2 separate regions of the Homo sapiens genome follow, and region 1 is linked to region 2. A link is an interaction called in ENCODE POLR2A ChIA-PET data of the cell type or tissue named here. Cell type or tissue: A673. All regions are shown on one strand. Each heading gives the region's core, and the rest is flanking DNA. Links, peaks and the distances in the headings are about the cores only.

Region 1 (4,802 bases), core at 535-4,534, 630 kb after region 2:
AGAAAGTGGTCCGGTTTCTTCAATCTGGCAGGTTACTATGTGCAGCCATTTTCATGGGCTGCTTCCTGTTCCCAAACAAGTTCCTCAGTCATGACTCAATCTAAGAAATATGATCCAGCCAATTTACTGGAACTCTCACCCATTATGCTTGTCTGTAAACTGCAGAGCATGATGCAAAGATAAAGCAAAACTGGAAAGTGAAGAAAGCAAGAATTTGGATTATTTTCTCAAGAGGCACATGCAGAGTTCGGTCAAAAAGATGTCAGAAAAAAAGTTAATTTCCAAAACAGCAGGTGATCCTACCTGCTACAAAAAGCACATGGTACTGAATTTTCCATGAGAGGTTCACATCTGAGTCCCCAAGGAGGTTTTGTTTTTTTTTTGTTTTTTTTTTGGTGGTTTGTGTTTGAGTAGGATACTGCTGCTAGGCTTCAAAGGACTTATGTAAGGGTTTCACTACTTTGCTGAGAGAATGGCTTGGTTTGACAAGCAAACATTAGGATAAATTTTTCTAATCTCTTCCCCATTTTTGAACAAGCCATGTATGTATTGAGTTCTAAATGCTGTCCTCCACAGAGAGGAACTTCTCACCTTTGGGATTAGGTCTTGTACTGCCCTTAGAATGATCCAACCCTCCCCACACCCGACCCGACCCCTGCCATATTACCAACAGAAACTTCAGGAACATTGGATCCAACTCCCTAACCTACTTTACCAAACCTCCATAGAAATTAACTGGGCATGGACTGACCAGGTGGCTCAGATCTCCACCTTGAGGTCAAACAGCTTTGCTGCCCATGCTGGTGTACCCTCATCCTCCAAGGAAGTCCCCCATGAGGGTGGGCACACACAATCCAGCACATTCACACCGTAAGGCTTCTACAGATACTTCTGCCACTTCTAAACTCCCCAAGTGATCCTTTACCCTCTCTTTTGATCCTGGATTTGTAAAGATAAATGTAAAGATAAAGTTCAATCCTTGGGGTCCTTTTCAGATTTTTTTTTTAAAAGAGATTAAGAGTCTTGCTCTGTTGCCCAGGCTGGAGTGCAGTGGCACCTTCCTAGCTCACTGCAGCTTCTAATTCCCAGGCTCAAGTGATCCTCCCACCTTGGCCTCCCAAGTAGCATGCATCACCATGCCTGGTTAATTTTTATTTTTTGTAGAGATGGTTCTTGCTATGTTACTCATGCTGGTCTCAAATTCTTGGCCCCAACTGATCCTCCTGCCTTGGTCTCCCAAAGTGCTGAGATTACAGGCATGAACCACTGTGCCTGGTCAATTTTCAGATGTAACTACCTACAAATAGCTAAAAGTAATAATAAGTCAGTATAGTCAGTCATCCAGGCTTGGGGGCTAAGTAAGTACTAAATGCCATTTACTGCTGCTAGCCGGAGACCTTGTGTGCTGGTGGTATGAATTTTAGATACATTTTATTAACAATATTATTATATGTATAAAACACTTAGCTTTAAAAAAAAAAAAAAAGATCCTTGCTGGGTGCGGTGGCTCACGCCTGTAATCCCAGCACTTTAGGAGGCTGAGGTAGGTGGATCACAGGATCAGGAGATTGAGACCATCCTGGCTAACACGGTGAAACCCCGTCTCTACTAAAAATACAAAAAAATTAGCCAGGCATGGTGGCGGGTGCCTGTAGTCCCAGCTACTCGGGAGGCTGAGGCAGGAGAATCGCTTGAACCCGGGGAGGCAGAGGTTGCAGTGAGCCAAGATCGCGCCATTGCACTCCAGCCTGGGTGACAAGAGCAAAACTCTGTCTCAAAAAAAAAAAAAAGTTAAAACTTGTAGAATGGTGGTGGTTATAAAGGTAGTAGTCAAGATCAACAAGATTAGTGTAAATACCCTAAGTGGATCACTAATCCATCTACCCATCAGATACCACCCCCTCAGATGCCAGGGATACAAAGATGAGTAAGACACAGTCTCTGATCTGAGTTATGAGACAAAGTGATGAGAAGCAAGTAGAAGCCCAGGCAGCATGGAGGAGGTGCCACTAAATCTGCACAGAAAGACCTCACAGAAGAGGTAACGACTGCCACAAAGTGTATAACTGGCCTACTGTGTGAATATCCTTCCAATAAACAAGGGTTAAATCTATTTTCCAAAGGCCCAGCCCAAGTGGGCATTTGAAAGCAAAGGAGGCTATGGAGATGGCAAGAACACACAAGAAGTAAATAATCTCGGCTGGGTGCGGTGGCACACGCCTGTAATCCCAGCACTTTGGGAGGCCGAGGCGGGCGGATCACGAGGTCAGGAGATGGAGACCATCCTGGCTAACGGTGAAACCCCATCTCTACTAAAAACACAAAAAATTAGCTGGGCGTGGTGGTGGGCGCCTGTGTCCCAGCTACTTGGGAGGCTGAGGCAGGAGAATGGCGTGAACCTGGGAGGTGGAGATTGCAGTAACCCAAGATCGTGCCACTGCACTCCAGCCAGAAGGACAGAGTGAGACTCTGTCTCAAAAAAAAAAAAAAAAAAAAAAAAGTAAATACATCTCCATTCTCTTTATACATCCTTCGTCTCCCTTCTTGGTGGTGGCAATGTTTTCCCTCATCTCCTCCCCAAGAGGCTCTGAGTCTCTAGCTCAAGGAAAATTCTCATACATAAAGAGACTTCTTCCTCGTATTTTGACTTTTCAGTTAGTATGACTCATCCATCTCAGCCAAGATGGGAATTACTGTTAATGCCACACTGTCACGGAACGCTACAACTGGAAGGGACCACAGGAATCACCCAGACAGCCCCTCTTGTTTTGCAAATAAGGGAACAGGTCTAAAGGGTGAGATCATTTGTGCAGGGTCAGAGGTCAAAGGATTATCAAACTACTAAGGGTCTACTTTTCTAATTTTACAACTCTTGCCAAGTTATTTGGCAGAGGGAAAAGATCTTTGCTTCACCTTAATTCTTTTTAAATTAGCATCTCTTGCTCTTGTCTGCTGGCCTCACAGGTACCTAACAGCTTCTATTACACCTGGTGTTTGCATACTTCATGGTTTACAGGAGTGTTCATGGGTGCTATCTCATTTGAGCCTCACTACAGTAGCATGAGGGAGTTGGGCCAGGTATTGTAGTCTTTTTTTTTTTTGAGACAGAGTCTCACTCTGTTGCCTAGGCTGGAGTGCAGTGGCACAATCTCAGCTCACTGCAACCTCCACCTCCTGGGTTGAAGTGATTCTCCTGCCTCAGCCTCCCGAGTAGTTGGGATTACAGGCACCTGCCACCATGCCCAGCTAATTTTTGTATTTTTAGTAGGGATGGGGTTTTGCCATGTTGGCCAAGCTGGTCTCGAACTCCTGACCTCAGATGATCTGCCTGCCTCAGCCTCCCAAAGTGCTGGGATTACAGGCATGAGCCACTGCGTCCAGCCTGTAATCTTCATTTCTAGATGAACACGTTGAGGCTTCGGGGATTAAGCAACCTGCCCCAAATCACATATTCACCAAGTAGCAGAGGCAGGACTCCAGTCCAGACCTTCTGACCTTGAGCCTGGGAAGCTTGTCCACTGCTCCTTGGTGTTCACACCACAACAGACACGTTCTGGAAACCACTTTAGCCCTGTGCCTTCTCCCAAGGCAGGAAACTAAGAGTTAAAGGTCTGCCCTCTGGACACTCAGACTTGCCTGCCCCATACGACTTAACAGGCAAATCAGGCCAACGTAACTTGCCTAAAGAGAGCTTAGCATTGAAATCAGGACAACTCCCTTGCATAGGGAGAGTTTTGCATTGAAATCAGTCTTCCCATAAAGCCAGTAATTACCCCATACTTTGTATGTCTTACAGGATTTTCTTACTATGGTCTGACTAAACTCATTTAGGGCATGAAAATGGCTTTTTAAAAATAGATACCAGGTGTACATGGTATAAGATTTAAAAGTTGCAAAAGTAATTTCCCAGTTACCCTCCTCCAAGGCAATCACTAGTATCAGGTTTTTTTTTGTTTTCTTAGGAAGCCATTAAATACACACAATCGCATATAAGCATAGTATCCCACACTCATTTAATATATTTTGGAGATGGTTCTACATCAGGGCACAGAGTTGTAAGTTGTCCCTTTTTCTTTTTTTTCTTTTTTTCTAAGATAGGGTCTTGTTCTGTTGCCCAGGCTGGAGTGCAGTGGCAGAATCACAGCTCACTGCAGCCTCAACCTCCTGGGCTCAAGCAATCTTCCCACCTCAGCCTCCTGAATAGCTGAGATTACAGGCATGTGCCACTATGCCTGGCTAATATTTTACTTTTTTTTTTTTTTTTTTGTACAGACAGGGTCTCACTATGTTGCCCAGGCTGGTCTCAAGCAATCCTCCGGCTTCAGCCTCCCAAGGTGCTGGGATTACAGGCGTGAGCCACTGCACCCAGACTTTGCCTCACTATTTTTAATGACTGGACATTATTTCATTACACAGATGTACTGAAACAGTATTACTTAATAACATAATTATTTAATCAGTCCCCCATCTGACTTTTGTTTCTTTTTGCCATTACAAATATTGCTATAATGAATATCCTTGTATATAAATCATTTCATAAATGTGTGAGGGTATCCCTAAGATAAATACTTAAAAGTGGAGTTGCTGGGTCAAAGAGTATATACTGCCAAATAGCCCTACATAGAGACTGTACCTTTTACACTCGCACCAGCAGTGTGAGCGTGCATTTCCCCATGCCTTTCCCAACTCATGTGTCCTTCACACCTTGTATCATATTGGCACAGGGTACCCACTCAATAAATACACATTAACTGCTTATACAAGGCCTCCTACATTAATTCCAGGATCATTTCAAAATTGGG
Region 2 (4,802 bases), core at 554-4,553:
AACTGATTGCCACTCTTGGAAGCGTATCTGGGATAACTGTCTTTTGATGAACTGTTACTGTTTCAGTGCCTAGACACTTAGCCAACAAAGTATTTTCTCAAGTGCAAATAACACATTGTTTTCCAAGCGCACCACTCCAGAGCATCCCAGCCACCAACCATAGCGCCACGTGGACCCCTTCATGCATTAAAATAATAAATGCATTAATCTGGGAAGAGGGAAGAAAATGAGAATGCTATTTTATTGGAAAGCCCAAATGATTTAAAAATAAATATAAGGAAAATATAGCTCCCTAATGTAAACTTCACTGCAAAAAGGCAAACATAAAAATGTGGTCTCTGTTTCAGGTGTTCTGGAAACAAATTCACTTTTAAGATTTGGGGACCAAGTCCAAGCACTGACAAAATTAAGAGAGAAATCTGTTTTTGTAATATTTTCCTTCCTTTGTTAAACAATCTTTTCTATCTTGCAGAAGTTTTAAGATTGCAATTTTGGTTCTGATAAACAGTGATTTCACTAACATGTATTTAAATAATTCAAAATTTGGAAACGATAGACAAACAGCACACTGGTTTACCTTCTCACTGTGTACTCATAATGCAAACCAACTGTGTAAAAACATTGGTAACATAAAATTACAACCTGAAGAGAGCTCTTCAATATTTTTGTGAGTGCTCACCGTGTGCCAGCACTGGGCCAGGACACCACATAACCTGCACGTACAGGGTGCATTCCAGAGCAGAAACAAGTGGTAAGCAGCTATGATAAAGAAGAATGCTATGCTAGATAAACAGCATGGTTCTATGACAGTTCGTGGCAAAGGCACTGCCAGAGGAAGTGCTAACCTCATGGCAAATGGAAATCACAGGTTTCTAGAAGTAAAGTGATTTTAGCTTCACTGCTTCATACTTGGAACAGCAGACACCCATAGAGAATACAAACTTCTCTGTTCCACTCAAGTTAGAAGCAGCAACTCAAATGCAGAAAACCACCAAAATAGAAATGCTGCCTCAATGCATTTGAAAGGAATTTTTCAACAAGAACAGCAATTGCATATTGTCTGAAGAGGAGCAAACTGGCAATCTTTTCCATTTTTCTTTCTTCTCTAAGATGCTGGCATCTGTTTCTGCTCTGTTTACTAAGGTTTTCATTAGAAAAAGTACAATATATACAACTTTTCTCTATCATTAATATAATACATACTATCTTTTTTGAGTGTTGAATTCAGACAAGTAAAGTATCTCTGTATTTTCCATCATAGTTGGCCATAAATCCTGCAGCCTGCAAGTGATAATGTGCTTTGGCTTTATGTAATTGTGCTGGCTGGAGCTCTGCATGCTCGTGTCTCCAGTTTTATTGTGTTGGGAAGACAGAAAACTCTTCCAAGTTCCTGATGGAGATGTTGGCAATGGTTCAGCTCTCTTGGGTGATGATATGTGGGTTGCTTTCTCTAAGGAATTGCTTCTCTCTGACCAGCAATTTCTCTCGTGGCAGTAGTATGTCCATCCTTTGGAAGACCATGAAAAAAGTACAAATATTCCCCCTCTCCATAGCTTAATGTGAGAATGAGGGTGGAGGGTGGAAATGGACATGTTGGCTTTAAAAGCATAAAAGAAAATAAGTGAGTCACATTAAATGCATACACATTAATTCACCCACTCCTTCCTCCCTCCCTCCTCCCTCCCTTCCTTTATACCTTCCTTCCTCAATTCCATATGCATTTATTAAATACCTTACATGTCCTGCACTATATTGAATGTCACGAAAGTCCTAAAGGAATTTCAAGTTCTGACATGGAAAAGACAACTATAATGGAAACTTTGGGGAAGAGTGTCAGCTTTGGCAGTATATGTGTTAGGGTAACATTAGCTGCTATTAACAATAAACTTCAAAATACCAGCGACTTCACACAACAGAAGTTTCTCTCTCACTCAGATAACAATCCAAAGCAGATGTTCCTTATCTGTGGGAGGTTTTCCTCCATGTGGTGATAAAGGATTCAGCCTTCTCTCTTGAGGCTTGGCTTTTCCCTATGGCTTCAGAATCATTTCCAGTCCCCAGAGATACTGGAAAAGGCACAGCCACTTAGAAACTCTACTTCTGCTTATTTTCCATTGGCGAGAACTTGTCACATGACCCAGCTAGATGCAAAGGAGGCTTGGAAGTGCAGTCCCTGGCCAGGCACCTGTATTCCCCAGTATGGAAGGAGAAATGAAAAACTAAGGGACAGCCACAAGAAGAATAGAAATGAATTCTCTCTCTTCTCTTTTTTTAAACAATTAATGATAGTAGAACACTTGGTAGGAAAATACTGGTGGACCTACCGAGATAAGCTAGAAATAGAACAAGGAGATTTGAGAGTCTAAAGGCTGGCATATAAGCAGATCCAACCTCCTATTTTTCAGGCAAGAAAACATGATATTGTTTATGCTACTTCTCATTTTCAAATCCCCTATCACAGTGTGATTTGGCTCATTTTCTTTCCCTTTTTTTCTTGAAGCAATCATAAAAATTAAGTCTAAAACAAAAGTAATTCTTCAGATGGCAGGTTTGGCTGCCCTTTAAGATACCTAATTTACAAAGCTCCCTTTAATGGGTGCCATCTTACAGCCGGGGAAATGAGCCACTACCATGGAAGTCAGGTTTGTTAGCTTTTTTGCCTGAATCCCCTCCGTTTTTCTCCCAGCCTCAGCAAGCACAGTTTCTTTTCATCCTAATGTGGAGAGGGATAAAATGAAAGGAAATTTTTCCTTAATCCAATAGTGAAACTTTCCAGTTGTGAAGCACTTTGAAATACAAACTAATTAATAAACACAACTCTCTTCCAAAGCAGTAAGGATTGCCATTCTCATTTTTCACAGCTGAGAAAGCTGCAGTTAAAATAGTTTGCCCCAGGCTGCGTACCTTGTCTGTGGAAAAACTTTGAGGCACCAGCCCTGTATTCTCTCAGGATGGCATGTTGCCTCTCTAGAGAGTAATTGGCTTTCATACGGGTTGTAGCTAACAGTGACTTCCTCAATGACTCCACAGTGCCCCTGGCACCAGCTATGCAATTGCTAATGCTCTTGTCACAAACTGTGAGTGACCCACTAAAGAAAATAAAGAAAAAGTAATTCACTGGATGGCCCTCTCTCTCACAAACACTTCTGGAGATTGAAGAAATACTTTTGCAATCATAAGTCCTGTGCTAAACTGAGAATCAGACAAATGAAAAGTATTTGTTCATATCCTCATGGTACTAAGACCTTAGGGCCAAAATTATTACTGCCATTTCACAGGTGGAGAAACTAAGAACCAGAGATCATTGCTCCCAGTGGGAAGTCATTACAAGTCTCTCATCTCAATGCTATCATTTTGTCTTATCTCATTAAAAGAAATACGCTTGTATACAACAGCACTGCAGCTATTTCAGTAAGAAAAAAATGATCACAGGTGACATTATGTGTGAGAGTTTGCCTTGACCATGCCTTTTATGATGGAATAATTGGTTCTGAGTTGTATCATAGATGCATAATCACAAACAGGCCCCAGTGATGGTGGAATCTAGCCAATCTGGGAAGCCCAAAATGCTTTTACTATACCCACAGTTAAAACATTTGTATTTACAATACTGTGTCATAGCTTGCTTATGAAGTATAGGGCTTGTCATAAACACTATTGGCTGTCAAATATAAGAGAAATGCCTAGGACATAGATCTTTACAGAATCTTTGTTCTCCCTTCTTGAAGCATACACTGTTTATGTAAGTGAGGGATTAGTTATCATGAATAAATCCAGCCAGAATACTCTGGGTTCATTTTCATTGGTGACCATGGTGAGATTTAATGTTGATGTTATAAAACTGGACTCCTCAATATAAGAGCCACTAGCCACATGTGGCTATTGAGCTCTGCAATTTGCTGGTACAAATTGAAACATATACATGTAAAATACACACCAGATTTTGAAGACTTCATATAAAAACAAAATTGCAAAATAGCTCATTATTTTTATATTGATTCCACGTTGAAATGATAATATTTTGGAAATACTGGGTGAAATATAAGATTATTAAAATGAATTTCACCTTTTTTTTTGTAATGTTATTACGGAGCTACTAGAACATTTAAAATTCTATTCGTGAATCACATATTTCTACTGGAAAGTGCTATTACAGAATTCTCTCAAGAGCTTCCTAAATTGAAAGCTTATTCAATCATTCAGTCCCCCAGACCACCAGCAACAGCTTCCTGCCAAATGCACAGTGTATTAGGCCATTTGCGTTGCTATGAAAAAATACCTGATGCTGGGTAATTTATAAACGAAAGGGCTTTAATTGGCTCATGTTTCTGCAGGCTGTACAAGCATGGCACCAGCATCTGCTAGGCTTCTGGTGAAGGCCTCAGGAATCTTCCAATCATGGTAGAAGGAGAAGTGGAAGCAGGCACGTCACATGGTGAGAGCTAGAGCAAGAAAGAGAGACGGGGAGGTCCTAGACTTTTAAACAACCAGATGTCTCATGAATTAACTGGGTGGGAACTCACTTATCATCAAGGGGATGATGCAAAACCATTCATGAGGGATCCGCCTCCATGGTCCAGTCACCCCCAACACTGGCAATCAATATCAACATGAGATTTGGAGGGGACAAACATCCAAACTGTATCACACAGGAAGAGAATATTCAAGGAAGAGAATGTTTCCTGGCTTTAACATCTGTCTTAATTATTTTATTTTCTAATATTGGAAAAGACACTATAAAGTATTTTTCTTATATTTCTCCCTTGACTAATTCCTACATGTCCTTCAAGACAGCTCCACAT

What was found. ChIA-PET counts read pairs that join two places held together with the same protein. Peaks named below come from ENCODE experiments on the same cell type or tissue, not always from the same donor. Only the 100,000 strongest peaks of a DNase experiment are listed, where the experiment ranks them.
Region 1: POLR2A ChIA-PET joins it to region 2 with 11 read pairs; 1 of 35 experiments calls an interaction of 5 or more read pairs at or near these places.

The regions. Positions count from the first base shown.
Region 1 is chr2:177,242,527-177,247,328 of GRCh38, forward strand. The region is part of intron 1 of NFE2L2 (NFE2 like bZIP transcription factor 2); the gene reads right to left. Among named protein-coding and RNA genes, the nearest start is that of MIR3128, 11 kb to the right of the region's middle. In A673, for the core only: no CTCF peak of the experiment used is centred there; a DNase peak (open chromatin) is centred at 2,685; H3K4me3 peaks cover 220 bases; H3K27ac peaks cover 3,329 bases.
Region 2 is chr2:176,612,184-176,616,985 of GRCh38, forward strand. It overlaps LINC01116 (long intergenic non-protein coding RNA 1116), which reads right to left. Exons shown (of 5, transcript NR_188023.1): 5 at 1-1,597. Among named protein-coding and RNA genes, the nearest start is that of MIR1246, 14 kb to the left of the region's middle. In A673, for the core only: no CTCF peak of the experiment used is centred there; DNase peaks (open chromatin) are centred at 1,388, 1,638 and 2,058; H3K4me3 peaks cover 779 bases; H3K27ac peaks cover 2,595 bases.